Regions from separate parts of the Homo sapiens genome. Here regions 2 and 3 are each linked to region 1. A link is an interaction called in ENCODE POLR2A ChIA-PET data of the cell type or tissue named here. Cell type or tissue: GM12878. All regions are shown on one strand. Region 1 overlaps LOC105369513 (a long non-coding RNA gene). Region 2 has its middle 77 kb from the start of LINC02703. Region 3 holds the start of LINC02703 (long intergenic non-protein coding RNA 2703).

Region 1 (5,000 bases):
GTGGAAGAGAACAAATAAACTCTGGCCTGAGGCCATTATAGATGAGTGGAAATGAACATATTCCAAGGAGCGTGTGTGTGTTGGGGCGGGGGAGTTGGAGGGGGAGAGTTAATGAAGATCTTCATGACTGGAAGCAAAAGCAGAGAGGAGGGTACTATTACATGGAGATGCATAACACCTGCCACCTCCCCCAAAAGCCAGGCCAACAAAAACCCAGACTCCTTTAAGACGTCTTAAACAAAGGTCCTGGTCCCCACGCCCTTTTTGGAACCTTCACTGAGAAGCATGGCTTAGTCACATTGGGAGTCATATAGGAAGATGGGTGGTGACTCCTTTATCCTTTATCCCTGAATTCCAGGAGCCTCTTGAACTTCCCATCCCACTGCGACTTATCCACCAGAGCCCCCAAGGGCAATCAGCTGCTAGCTTCCCCTGGCTTGTTCTTTCTTGCTCCGACGTGCCCCTACATTCCCCAAACACACCAGACCCATGATGGCTCCAAGGTTTTGAGCAATTTTCTTCCGACTGCTGGGATTACCCTTTCTCTACCTGGTTGCCTAACTCTCCCTTGTTTTCTGAGTCTTGGCTTAGAGTCCACGTTCTGTGAAGTGTTCCTAACCCTCTAGGCAGAGCTGGGTCACCACAGGACTTTGCATGTATGGTCAACCGGATTGAATTGTTACTGTAACTGTCTTTGTCTCTTTCTAGACTGTGCCCATCTTCAGGGCATGAACCATGCATTATTCATTGCTGATCCCTGGCACCTACCTAGGGCCTGATACCTAGAGGTGGCAACCACTATTATTGAATTTATCCAAATATTTGTTCCTGTCACCGAACTATGTTAAAGGGAAATAATTGGGCAGAAGGAAAAGCACTCAGCTACAAAGGACGCTGCATTCTGTGCTGTTTCACGGGGATGCATATGGGATGTTTGAAGCCCCTATAAAGCACAGAAGTAATGCGAGCAGCTATTTGTCCCTTTCTCTCCTGCCTCTATCTGTTCTCTCTGCCTCCCGTTATTCTTCCCCTCAGCTTTCAAAGACACAAAGAGGTATCTACCCCAGGTGCCTGCAGGCTCACCTTTTTTCCTCCCCTTGGGCTGCAGGAGGGGAGAAGCTGGGCCAGCAGCAATGCCTTTCCCTGTCTGCTTCTAATTCCCATCCCCTTATTAAATTCAGGGCTGATTTGGGCTGTGTGAGCTTTGTTGGACCCCCTGCTGCTGGACCAATTCCTTTTCTTTCTCTCCTCCTGGTGACTAATAGCTGCTCTTTCCTTCAGTCTGTGTGCGCCTCCCTTCTCCTCCCCTCCCGTTCAAAGGCAGTGGAGTCGTGATGCCTCCTCATCCACTGGACTCCCCGAAGCACAGTTCTGGGAAGCAAGTTCAAGCCCCCCAGGCCAGCTCTTCTAGGGTCTGGGGCATCTCTCTCTAGGGAGGTATTGCTGTAGAAATAGGAGGATGGCTGGCCCAGAGGGGATGGAGATGGAGAGGAAGGAGGAGGAGGAAGAGAGAGGCCGGGCAGTCTAGCACAGGAGGGAGGGAAAGTAGGCAGAGCCTGCAAAAGGATGGAGCACTCAGGGCAGATCACAGAAGCCCCAGAACAAAGGGAGAAGGAACATGATAGAAAAGATGCAGGCGCGAAACAACCACGCGGAAGTGAGGCATGAAAGGCAGTTGGGTGACGTGGAAAATGCCAGAGAGCAAAGCCACAACCAAACAAAACGCTAAGACTAGAGGATTTGCAGCCTCGTCTTAGGAGGAGAAAAAGTGCCTTGGAAACAGTGCTGGAGGTTCTGTCCAGGGACCCCTTGGCCCAAGTTGGGGAGCAGGATGGGACTCAGAAACCAAAGCTTCAACAACAGAATCTAGTGCCAGGCGGGGCCCCCTGGAGGCTGAGTATGCTCACACTCACGCATGCGCATGCCCAGAGCATGTACCTGAGGCTGGCTAGCAGGGGTTCCGTTCCTCACTCTAATGGGGTCCAGCCTGCAGGCTGGTGGCTGTAGAAGTACAGGTTGCACTGACCACATACCCAGCTGCATTTGCCACATGAGAGGGGATGACGGTTCCAGTGAGGCAAGTATCAGAGCAGGAGTCAGGAGTGCAGTGTGTTGCTGCTGACCCTTAGCTGTGTGCCTTTGAACGAGTTGCCATATGTCACAAAGCCCTTTGTTCTCACCCATGTTCACAGTCCCAGCCCTGCTGTCCATCATGAGTGTGACAAAGAAACTGATGAAAAATAGACACAGAAGCGCTTTGCAAACTGTACACTGCTCTGGAAATAAGAGTGTCACCTTCGCAGCCGAGGACTCACAGGAGGGACCAGAAGGAGAATGTGGATGACCCCCCACCAGCCGCATCTGTTCCAGAATCTCTCCCACTTTCTGTTCTAGCCATTCTGAACTTCTGTTGGTTCCCAATCCTGGGCCAGCTTGCTCTCTCTCTCATTTCTGAGCCTCTACACATTGTTCCCTCTGCCTGGAATGTTTCTGCACCTTCTCTTTGCTCAGCTAACTCATCTGCTTTCTGGTCTCAGCTTACATGCCACTTCTTCCAGGAAGCCTTCCTGGAACCACTATGTACTTGTTTTGTGTTTCTGCTACATGCTCTTATGGAATCCTGCACTTCTAGGGGTATGTGTGTGTGTGTGTGTGTGTGAGAGAGAGAGAGAGAGAGAGAGAGAGAGAGAAAGAGAGAAACTGTCTCTGAGTTAGGGGGAGGTGGGTGTGAGTCCCTCACAATGCCATTTATAGCCCACTCCTGAGCCCCAGACCACTGTGGAGAACAACCATCGCTGAGTGTGGGTGCTCCACCACCTGTCCACCAGCTGCCACTCTCTTCCAACTCTTGGGGAGCAGCCACGGGAGTCTGAAGCATTTTCTGGGTCACTGCCTAGCAATTGGTAACAGCGGCCTTCCTTCCCCACACTTGTCTCTCGCTGAGTAAGCTCTGAAACCCCCGCACAGCACTGACATGCTTCCGCCTCATTCAGAATGAATCTGTTGCTATGGTTGTGTGGGGAGCTGTGCGTGCAGCGTGTGAGCCAAGCCAACTGAGATGGGAGCTCTGGGCTCTCTCACGCTCGTCACCAGTGATGTCGGGCACACCTTTGGTGGCATTTCTCCCTTTGTCCTCTTCTAGAGTTTCTGCATCACGCATTGGGGCTGGGAGATATGAGTGGGTCCAGGCTCTGCCCTCAGCTGTGGGGGTGGGGGACACTCTGCAGAGCCAGCCTTCACTTTATCCCCCTCACTTTTCCCTAATGAGATTATCTCGCCTCGCTGGAATCTGACTACCAGTCCCTCACATCATTCAGTTCTCTGCACAATATCACCTCCTCAGAGGCCTCCTTGACCGTTGCATCTAAAATAGCTCCCCTTCCCACTTCCAGCTCTCGCTGCTCTGTTTTTCTTCATAGCATGCATCACTGCTGTTATTGCAACACACCCTTTGTGTGTAAATATCTATTATCTGGCTGCCTCATTAGAATGAAAGCTAGAGGAGGGCGGGGACTGTGTGGCTTTGGTTCCTACTGAGCTGTCTATTCTCCATTTGCCCTCTGCCCCCTCCAGTCCATGCTCCACTCTTCTGCAACCTGCTGTGGCCCCAGGAGGCTGACCTCTGCCAATTGCACCTCCCACGCTCTCTTGATGACTGGTTCCTTGTTGGGTGTGTCCAGTGTGAGCATCAGAGGCCACTCCTTCCCTGCTTTGACACTGTGGATCTGGCAGGAGGGTCCTTCTACAGCTACAGCTGCTACAGCTCTTGCCAAACAGCCTCTCTTCCATGATTCCAGTGCTCATGGGCTCCAGTAGCTCCATTTCCCCTGGCTGTCTTGATATTGCAGGTTTCTGATCCTTTGCCATGCCTTTTTGGTCCCTTAGCCTGCTCATACCTTTGTAACTAGTTCCTTCCTTGGAGCCCCTTTATCTGGACTGTCTGAAGGGAAACATATCTCCTACTGAGACTTTGATATAGTTATGGTCCAGCACAACACATATTGCTGAGTGGATAGATAAATGACTGGCAGGTGCCCCAGATTGATGCCCAGGCTTGGCTATGGAGGATAGGAAGGAAGGCAAAAGAAAGCTCAAGGGAGATATGGGTGTCTCTAAATAGGACAACCCCAAAATTGTTTCCTGATCAAGAGCAGTACCCACATTTTTAAAGGTTATAAGTGGGAAAATTTTAATCTCCCTCAGTGGCCTGTTCTTATGACTCACATCTCTCCCTGATAGAGATTTAAGGTAGGATGGAGATGTAAATGGAGAGTGGCCAGGAAGATATCTTTCTAATGCCTAATCCAAATCCCTTTTATTATAGTTGGAAACTCCTTATTCTTGATCTAAAGATAAAAGTCACCTCTCCCTGTTACTGTTCTAGGAAATCATTATACTACATTAGCATGTAGTATTCTAGTATGTTAATATTTTAAATGGGAAGTGCAAAGAACACAGGATTTGAGTCCAGGGAAACTAGTGTCTCAGTTCTGACACATTATGCTGAGAGACTCATTTACCCTCCTAAGTATCTGTTTGTCACCCGTACAATGGGAGGGATGGTAAGCCTTGCGCAGCCTACCTCCTGCCCTGCATTTGTGAACACCAATGAAAAAACTGTGTAAATGGGAACATTCTGTATCCAAATATTAGCTGATGCATTGTCTTCGACATGTTTAATCTCAGGATCTGGGATTCTCCTAAAGTTCTGTTGTCCAAATTCTCCTAACACTGAACCAAATTCTTCCACGCCCCAGGTATATACATTACACACATTACCAAATTCTTGATAATGCATATACCTGGGGTGTGGAAGTGGAAAGGGGAGACCTCAGTTTCTCTTCTATGACCTTAAATGATTATGTTGGTGACTCAGCAGACCCAGGGAAATGGCAATCGGCTCAGGCAACAGCCTGGGTTAAGAGGCTTGATGTCACAAGAGGATCCTCTATACCCTCACTGGGAAACAAACTCCAATTTTCAGCTGCTGGCTGTCTGAA
Region 2 (5,000 bases), 77 kb before region 1:
TCTTTTGCCTTCTCCAGGAGGCTGGGGCAAAGGTGGCTTACAGCTATTCATCCATGCAAGGAAAGCTATCTCTGCTGCAGCCCACTGGAAGAGACGGGGCCATGGCCTTTCTCATTCCCATTTGGGGACTTGCCTAAGGGTGACATAATGAATTGCTCTGACCCAGTCAGAGAAGAAAAATACAGGTTGGATGAGATAAATTGATGCCACCCCAGTCTTTCCAGCAGTGCTGGTGGGGACAAACTCCTGCCTTGAGGTTTTGCTTTCTCAGAAGAAAACAGTAGTGTTTTTATGCTGTTGACGAAGGTGAAGGAATAGAGTTCTCTGGGGTGTTACAGGGAAACTTACATGAGTTGGCTGGTCTCTAATGTTACATTTATTCATCTTAAAAATTTAATGATCCTCTGCTATGTTCCAGGCACTGTGCTAGGTCCTGGGAATATGTTGAAAATCAATCTCAAAACACTCAGAATGTAGTAGGAGACACACACAAGTATATAAACTATTGTATTTTGCATCTTTGATGCCTGAGATGTTAGAATCATTTATTGTTTTTATTTATTCTTCAGGTAGATATTTTTGAAACACCAACTATGTGCCTGAGCCTGTACTAGATACTGAGAATACAGCAGTGAATGAGACAAGATAAGGTTTCTAGGGAGGAAGATGAACAATAAACCAGTACACAAAATACATGCACAAGATAGTTACAGATTGAAATATACCCTCTGAAGGAAAGAGTGGATGATATAATAGAAAGTGAAGGGAGTGGGGGTAACTTGGGATAAAAATATCTCTCAGAAGAGGTGATATTTGAGCTGAAATTTATGGATTAGAAGAAGCCAGTCATGCAAAGAGATAAACGAGGAATAACGTTGACAACAATGGTGTGGCAGTAAATGTTTTACAGCCAGCTCTCAGGGGGAAAAGAAAGCCCTGATTTGCAGTGGTTGCCAGTTACCATGGTGTAAATACTCCCACATTGCCAGTTTAAAGTTGCCAATGTGATATCCCTTAATGCAGACTTGGGAAGAGATGTGTACAATGGATCGTCACTAACCTGTGAGAGCTGCCTCCAGCACACTGCCGTTTGCCAGTTACCTGGCCATACTGAGGGGCAAGTAGGGAATGGGTCCTGGTCAATGCTAAGGGGTTAGACACAAGATGATGAGACTAGAGAAGGTTCTCTGGAGCTACAGGTTGGGGATCAGAAGTGCTACATTCAGACACAACCATGATATATTATATGGATAATACGCCCCACCAGTCAATGCAAAAGACATCATACCTTATCCTTCTTGATACTGTTTAAAAATTGGATATTCCCACACCACCCACATAGATATTTTATACTTACTTTAATAAGTTCAATTTAACTGTGTGTGTGTGTGTGTGTGTGTGTGTGTGTGTATGTGTATGTGTGGATGAATAAGGCATGGCATTAGGGGTACAAAAATGAGAAATACTAAGTCCCTCCCCTCATGGCTCTGGCAGTCTGATAGAGAAAGGGGAAATAGGGAAAGAAAACTAACATTTATTAAACATCTACCACTAACATAAATTAAAGAGACCAGTAGAGGGAAACACAGATAGATCACATATATTTGCTATGATATAAAGAAGAGATTTTTTATAGTTTAATACAACTCAAAATATTAAAAGGACAGAATTTCTGGGCCAGTTGGACTAAATGGGTGGTTTCTCTTGGCTCAGACCAGGAAAAAGAAATCTGATAAGAATTGGTCTTATTACTCTTTTGATGATCACCTTGTTTACCCATCAAGGAGGGTTTGGGAAGGACCCAGGAACTCAGCTTATAGACTTTGGCCATTGACAGTTTCCAAAACCAAGAATATAGAACCCAGAGAGATGGATAATATGGGAGAGTTGTCAATTCATAAAATGCTTTAGCAATACCCAGAGACTCATGGGAGTGAATATTACCATCCTCTACTTGGCATGCAGATACTATAATTTACAACATGAAGTTTACATAAAAGGAATTGTTCTCTCTGATTGGCATTTGGGAGATGGGCCCTGATGATAAGTGCACTCCTTTGCAGGGCTGGCCAATAATATTTCAGTCCCTGGCCTTTTCAAACCACTTTGTCAGAGGCTCTGCAAAGATGCATTGATTTATCTTGTGACAACAATAAAGAATTTGAGATCCTGGCAGGAAAACCAGAGGAGAAATCCAGCAGGGTTTTAAATCCGGGACCAAAACTTGGGAGAGAAATGTGAATTGGTTATGCATCCAGAAGAGATAGTTGAATCCATGGAAGGGTGATTATTCCCTCACTTGGAAGTAAAGGAGGAACAGCAGAAAAGGGAAGACAACTTATAGGAATCTGGATGTTGCGGGAGAAAGAGGATGCAGAGAGGAAACTGGAAATGAGATGTTAATTTCTTAGAAACAAATGAAAAGGAAACCATGGAAGTAAAGAGTTTCACAAAGGAGGGCACAGCAAGTTCAAATGTGGCCAAGACACTATGAGATGGAGAACCGAGAAAAGGCCCTTGAAGCAGGTGGTGAAAGACATCACTGATCATCTCTGTGACAGCAGTTTCACTAACACTAACAACTGTACAGTGTTTTTCAGTTCATGGGGAGAAAACGTCTTCCTCATCTATTAGCTCATCTGATGCTCATAACAAATGTGATGAAGAAAGCGAGGTTCGGATAGTAAGTGGCTGATCCAGAAACTGATCCAGGCCTTCTGATCTCAAATCATATTCTGTTTCTGCTGTGTTACATGGTTGTCTTTCAGAAAAGCACCTTGGGGTTGAAGTTGGACTGTAAGAAAGGTGTGAGGTGCAAGGATGTGGCCAAGGTCAAGGGCAACAAGACTAGAGCATCCACTTTACAAATTTGAGTGAATGGAGGCTGACTAGTAATTTTAGGGACTTTTTTGTTCTAGGATAAAAATACTTATAAATGTTTAGAACCAATAAAAAGCAAAGATTGGTTACCAAGAGAGATGGAGGAAGATCCTAGAAGGGGGAGAAGGGAAATGGGACCAAGAACACATGTGGAGGACTATGTCACAGCAAGACAGAGGGCCTTTGAGGGTGTAAAGGCAGAAGAAACGCTGTGCTGGAGAAAAGAGAACTTGAGGAACACCCTATTGTTGGAGGAAAACACAGTGAGGTCATCTTCTGAAGCTAAGAAGGGGAAGGAAAGCTGCTGTGGGGCATTTTCTTCATGGCCTCCTGACACCCTCCTGGGGTTCGAGAAGTCACGGAGATGACTCAACACAGCACTGCCACTTTTTGTCACTGGCTGTTTTCTTTGGGATAACTATGGTATAATGTAAACAGTACTGGGCTTGGGCACCCAACACTCAGAGTACAGTTTTGTCCCTGAGAGGTCTCGTTGGCTTTATGTCCAGGAACTCCAGCTCCTGGACACTGCATCTGAAAATTGCACTGTTATCTCAAATTCAATGGGACAGAATCCAGCAGAAAATAACAGAATCTTAAGTGCCAGAAAAATTACCTGGTCTAATTCTTGGATTCCCTCTGTAATATACCCTACCAATTGCCCTGCTTGATCATTTCCTGTGACAAGGTACTCACTACTTCTTTAGGCAGCTTGCTCCATTTTTAGACATGTCTAATGGATAAAAAAAAGTCTTCCTTATATTTGTCTTAGTTCTGACCTCTGGGAAACTCAGAATACAGAAATAAATTGGCTAATTTCTGTTCCCCTGGGAGTAGCTGTCAAAGATTTGAAGAGAGCCATCACGTATCCTTACATTTTCTATTCTTCAAGGCAAGCAAACCAAATTCTCCTTATTATTTCTGGGCTTCTCACTATCACATTAATTCTCCCCCATGCTCATCCCAGGATGCCAGTGACTGGTAGGCGTGCCTCTGCTGAGCCCACTTTCTGACTCTACCTTTTCACCTATTCAATTTCTGATCCCCTTGACCAGAGTTCTTTCCTCCGATTCCTCTTCTCTCATTCCCCTCTGAACACTACTGTCAGACTAACCATCCTAAACAAGGTTTGTTACAGGTCACTTCCCTTGTCAGAAAAACTTCAGTGGTTCTCCATTTACTATAAGATAAAGTCCAAATCTGGCATTAAATGCCCTCCAAAATGAGGCATTTTGGTATTGCTCCAAGCTCTTTGTTCTGAATATTCCCCTCCAATGGGTTTATTCATTCATCCTCCCATTTATTCATTGCAGAAACAATTATTGAGTGTCTACTATATGCCAGGCACTATGATAGGCTAATAGACATCCAAAGATGACAGAGAGATGGTCCTTGACAAGAAGGGGTTCACAGTATGATGGGGAAAAACACCATGTAAGTACACAAGCAATTCAGGTTATTACATGCAGCAAAACACAATCATTAAATATCACACCAATGATGTGTAGCGGTAACAGGGAAGGAAGAGACCCACTCTTCTTGGAGTGGATGGGAGAGCATTCATAGGGAGAGTGATGTTTCAATTGAGACTTGAAGGGTAAAAGAAATGTGCATCGTTAATAAGAAAAGACAAAAATATTATAAGTAGAAGGAACAGCTTCTGAAAGGCCATGTTCTAGAAAGTTCAAGTTGTCTAACATTTCAGTAGAGTATATCTAACATTTCAATGTGGAAAATGTGAGAGAAAGCAGTGATGAGCTGGTAAAATTTGAACAACCAGCATTTTGGGGTGGGGTTACGGGAACCCTGATTTTTAGCATGCCAATTTCTATAGTGTAAACATACCCAACATGGCTGATTTCAAACTTCCAAGACATCATTAAACTCAAAGCTGGGAAAAAAATATGCTCAATTGGCTCTCAAAAACCAGCAGGAAGTAGAGAAGGCTATAATCAGGAAAGGCTTTTTATATGCTATGGAATTGGGATTTTTTGTCCTATAGGATTATGGAGAGCCCTTGAAGGGCTTTAGACTAGATAATGTCATGACCAGCTTTGCCTTAACAAAAGCAAGTGCAAACTGCCCGTGTGTATATATGACAGGTAGGGATGGTGTTGGAG
Region 3 (5,000 bases), 150 kb before region 1:
GCCAGTGCCTGCAACAGGGCAGGGGTTGAATGGTCAGCTTGTATCGGCAGAGGTCCCATTGTTCCTGCATGCGGCCCAGTGGGCAGGGCCTAACTTTGTACCATCCCAGCTCTCTTGCTTGCAAAGCCCATATGAAAACCCTAGGAAACACTTAGGCATCTTTGCCTGAGCAGATACTGGGAGAGCAACTCACCCATGTGCCACCTCCTCTGCTTTCCTCCCTTCTGTCACCCAGATTTTACAGGTGAAGGTCACATGTCAGGCACTCATTCTCCCACACTACAGGGGACATACACTCTGCTGTCTGAGTGGTCCCATTGAAGACCCCCTAGCAGACTGGAGATAAGGTACAGTTACACCTGCCTCTCCCCTTAGGGAGGTGGAACTCACAGCTCACCTGTCTCTAAAGAAGCCCTCTTCACAAATACCTTCCTGTCAACCTCCCACACACTTATTTTTTTAATACCCTTGACAAGAGTGAGGGTTTTGAGCTGTGAAACCAGTTTCTGGATATTTCCTTTGAAATTTCCATCCCAGTCTGGCTCCTTGCTGGAGCAGCCAATATTCTGCCATTTCAGGTGCTGAGCCCTGGCCTGGGAGGTGCCAGCAGGGAGAGGCCAATTCCAGCAGAGGAGAGTCCAGGCATGTGGGGATATGGTGGTGTTCTCCATGGAGGGAGAAACAGGGCATTAATAAAACAGTGCCAGGAATAACCCTGTGATTGATGGGTAAAGGTCATGGACTCTGGGATACTGGCAGGCACTGATGGGAACCTGTTAGGGCTGGACCGGGACCATCTCTGGCTTCCTGCTTCCCTCAGGTACCAGGATGCTCTGCTATGGTCTCTGGCAAAACTGAGCACTGGGGCTGGGCACATAATTTTGCCTGGGACAACTGCTGTAGGGGCTTCAGAATGCCTGGTTTTCTAAATTTTATTGGTGTCAGGAGAGAGCTTTGATAAGCTTTAATGTGCTATTAATTATTTGGGCTGTTAAAAAAGGGAGTGCATGAGAGGCTTGGAGTTGAATGATCTCATTTCTGAGGTTCTGAGGAGGTACACACATACACCCCAGTGGAAGCCAACTCAGGATCCAGCTGCTCACGGAGTTCCTCCCTCTGCTCAGACACCAAGAGTGCTGCTGCCTGAGACTGAGCAGAGTAGGGAACTGGGGAGGATCTCCACTGCTTTAAACTTAAATGTAACTTGGGCAATTTGGACTTTCTTTGGGCTTTAATTCGCAAGGGCTAAATACTTTGATTTTGGACTTTAATCTCTTTGGGATTTTAATCTCTAAATTTTTCCCTAGGAATTTGATAATGGGAAGGGTTTATATCCAAATTTGGGACATCTTATTTTCCCATTTATTATTGAAGAAATCTTTATGCATTTTTTATTAGCTCTTTATGCATTTTATTATTGAAGTATCTTCACTCTGCTATTAAACCTCATTACAGAACCTCTGATGAGGTTAGTGGTCCATGTGGCTGGACATCAATTTGGATTGGAAATAGAACAGGCTCTGAACTTGCAGTCTTAGACACAACATAGCCTTGGACTGGATTTTATTAACACACTGTTCTGGCTCATCTCAGAGGCTTATGGAAGTGAAATCAACAGTGTCTTAGGATGGTCCCAGGAAGGCACAGGAAGGAACAGAAGTTGATGCTGGGGGAGCGACCTCCTGCTCAGATAGTTAGCTCATCCCCTCCTGGAGCCAGATGACCACATACCTGGTTGTCCAGGGGTTAAACATTAAGCCCAGCTGGTTAAGATAACAAAAATCTGGGGAATTTTTATCCCCTTCCTTCTCTAGTTTTCATATAGAGGGACTTCCCTGACCCCACACACTTGGCCCCTCTCTACTCCCTTTTTGACCCAGCTAGGAGTGATTTGTCACTTGAGTTTATGTATGACTCACTCTCTTCCCCTCCCTCTCCCTCTCTTTTGGTATATGCCTGCCCTGGGAGAACACACAAGCTCTGCTGTCAGCCATGTGGTAAGATTCGTGGGGCTGGCTCTGCCCCGACTGGGGAAGCCTGAAGTTTTGGGGGATCAGATCAGCTCAGGGGTAGAGTAGCAGGTCATTCTGGTCTGACACAAGCCACCCCCTCTAATTTAACATTATCAGGAATAAAGGTGCTATTTCGATCTTCATTTCTCTGGCTCTTGGTCTGTCAATGGAGTGGTTCTGTAGTCGGAGAGGGTGAAAGTGGAGTTACAAATTTGCCCCCCTCAAACCTGAGAAGCAACTCTTTGGACCAATAGCAAAGTGATTTCTCAGCTGTGAACTAACAGTTTGCTTTTGGAATGAATCATGTGCTTTCAATTTTCCACTTCAAAAACACACACTTCAGCAGAAGTCACTTTACAGCAAATGAAAGAAGAAATTTCCCCAGGGGAGAAAGGTGTTTGTTACTTAGAGGAGGGTAGAAGGGATGACTTAGGAGCATCTATTTTTCCCAACTGTGAAGTCACCAGGAGGTCTTTTTGATATTATTGCCCTTCTAGCCAATAAGGCAGTGGTTTGCAAAATGCTAGCAATTAAGCAGTGCTCTAATTGGCTGAATTGTATCTCTCTGTCCAGAGTTCTGGGAGAGAACATAGGCAGGGTTAGGCATGGGAGAATGTGTCTGACTCACAACGAAGGTAGGAAGGGCTGGGTGGGTTTTATTGTGGGATAACTTTCCCAGAGCCTCCTCTATTTAGCTCTCCACATGGAAGCAGGGCTGTCAAAATGGCAAGTTCTACAGAGTGCCCCATTGCAACTGCTCCTCATTAAACTCCCTTCAGAGTCAAGAATGTGTTCACTCTCCTCTTCCTCTTTATATACTCACCACCGCCATCGCCAGCACCTTCACCTTCATCATTGTCTCTCTCATTTATGGAGCACTGTGCTAAGCCATTTTTATGCATGATCTTCTCCTCACAACAACCCTGTGAGATAGATACCCTTATTTCCCCCCATTTCCAATGGGTAAACTGAGGCTGCAGGAAATTGAGCCAATAAATGGTAGAGCCAGAATTCCAGTTCAGACCAAATGTGACTCCAGTACACTATGCAATGTAGATGCCTATCCAATGTCTTCTTGGATGCTTCCAATGACGAGGTGCTCAGTAACTCCTGAGCTTCCCGTTGCACTGTTGGACAGATTGCAAGCTTTCCTCCCCAGGTCTCTGACATTCTGCCTGTCGTTACACAGAATGCATCCTGTCACACCATGGCAGCATGTTTGATTGAGGCAGGGCCCTAGTTAATGCTTTGCAGTCAAGCAGGGATACTGGGCTGGTGTAATGTAAAATGCTGACCTGGGGAAATGGCATTTCACTGAACTCACTGAGGCTTGAAATGGGTGTGCTGTGAACTGTACGGCCTTGCCCTCCTGAAGAGAGGGCCCCGAGGGATAGCTGGAAGGCCTGGCAGAGTGCCTCTCCTCCCTCTCAGCATGCCATGGCCTTCTAGGGGGCTTCCAGTTCCATGCTGAGGCTATACTTCCCTCTCAGGGAGAGCTGGTTGCTCCCGCATGCTGTTTGTAGTGTTTTACATCTACCTCTGCAAACCTGCTGGGCGTTCTGGCTGGATGATGCTGTTCACATTCCGAATGCTTGTGTTTACCCACCTCCTCACTGAACAAATTTACAAAGTCAACATTTTGGGACATCTCAGAGATTTAAAAAAAAAATGGCAACACAAAACTAACACAACTATGTTGTCCTCTCCCACCCCCTTGTTTCTAACACATCATAGAGTGGAATTAACAAGATTCTAGTCCTTGGCACTGGATCAATTCTGGATGCCATCTCCACCCAGTCTCCATCCCGTCTTTCCCCTAACTCTTACTGTTCTGATAAGTGATGGTAAACAGAAAACAGGCCATTGTGTCAACTATACCTGGCTTCCAATCCCAACTCAGTCTCTCACTAGCTCTGTGATGATGAGTAAGTTACATAATCTCTGCGAGCTTTAGTTTTCTCATGGGAAACTGATACACGCTTTGCATTGTTGTGCTGAGCTTTAGGCAAGGTATCCAGGATGTGCATGGTTTTGGTTGCTGGTTGGTCATTCCAGGATTTCATCCTTTCGACCTTGACCAGTTCAGTGATTAATGGTTTTCATCAGTTAAATCTGGATGATGGAGTAATTGAGTCAGGAGTGGGACAGGGCAGCTGGACCCAGAGCAGACACTGAGCACCCCTGGGCAAGCCCCCAATCTTTCTGTGTTTTTGTGCCTCCATCTGTTGTGCCCTGATCTGAAATCATTTTGTCTCTTACTGGAAGGATGTGAGGCTGAGATGGAAAGAAGAAGGAGAGGTGCTCAAAAGTCTGCTGAAGAAAGATGAATAGCCCCTTGTAAGCCCCACTTACTGCTGCCCACCCTTGATTGTCTGTGGCCGTAGAGGAGAGAGAGCGTAATTCTATAAGAGAGGAGCACCCAAAACTGCTGCTTGATAACCCTGGGTGTCTCCTAGACAAAAGCCCTACTCCTTGGGGTATTGTTCATGTTCTTCATGTTCTGGTCCCAGGAGACTTCTGCAGAGGCATCTCTCTGCTCCCTTCTCTCTCCCCAGGGACTACCCACTCTGCCTTGAATATACTGTGCCCATTTGCTCCTTTGATTTTTTATTCTTGGAATGTCCTCCCTTCAACCTCCTTTGCCCCTATACTGCCCCACCAGGTGAACTCAAATTCATCCTCATGGTTTCCTCTAAAGTGTCCTCTGATCTCTATGTGGCTTTTTTTTTTTAACTCCTCCTGACTTCCTCTCCATTTTTATGCCTCTTCTCCCTGTACATGCAGCGATAGCCTCTACTACAGCACCTCATAGTGTGCTGCAATGTCTGTTTACATGGCAGCATCCCCTGTCAGATTTAGGGCAGGGACTGTGCTTATTCTTCCCCATGTCCCCAGTGCCCAGTAAAGTGCCAGGCAAATAATAGACAATTAATAAATACTTGTTGTTGAATTGCATTCAGAGCTGTGTGTGCCCCAGCTCTCTTCTTC

The links. ChIA-PET counts read pairs that join two places held together with the same protein. Peaks named below come from ENCODE experiments on the same cell type or tissue, not always from the same donor. Only the 100,000 strongest peaks of a DNase experiment are listed, where the experiment ranks them.
Region 2: POLR2A ChIA-PET joins it to region 1 with 10 read pairs; 1 of 35 experiments calls an interaction of 5 or more read pairs at or near these places.
Region 3: POLR2A ChIA-PET joins it to region 1 with 19 read pairs; 1 of 35 experiments calls an interaction of 5 or more read pairs at or near these places.

What each region holds. Positions count from the first base shown.
Region 1 is chr11:116,071,076-116,076,075 of GRCh38, forward strand. All of the region lies in intron 2 of LOC105369513 (a long non-coding RNA gene), which reads right to left. Among named protein-coding and RNA genes, the nearest start is that of LINC02703, 150 kb to the left of the region's middle. RefSeq lists enhancers at 3,087-3,206, 3,337-3,386. In GM12878, CTCF peaks have their summits at 1,888 (motif pointing left) and 2,827; DNase peaks (open chromatin) are centred at 2,966 and 3,606; H3K4me3 peaks cover 290 bases; H3K27ac peaks cover 2,197 bases.
Region 2 is chr11:115,993,821-115,998,820 of GRCh38, forward strand. No RefSeq gene overlaps it. Among named protein-coding and RNA genes, the nearest start is that of LINC02703, 77 kb to the left of the region's middle. RefSeq lists enhancers at 2,408-2,507, 3,031-3,180. In GM12878, no CTCF peak of the experiment used is centred here; DNase peaks (open chromatin) are centred at 2,541 and 3,180; H3K27ac peaks cover 2,220 bases.
Region 3 is chr11:115,917,665-115,922,664 of GRCh38, forward strand. LINC02703 (long intergenic non-protein coding RNA 2703) reads left to right here and starts at 1,972. Exons shown (of 7, transcript NR_187258.1): 1 at 1,972-2,647. RefSeq lists an enhancer at 1,668-1,817. In GM12878, no CTCF peak of the experiment used is centred here; DNase peaks (open chromatin) are centred at 1,907, 2,297 and 4,031; H3K4me3 peaks cover 795 bases; H3K27ac peaks cover 4,867 bases.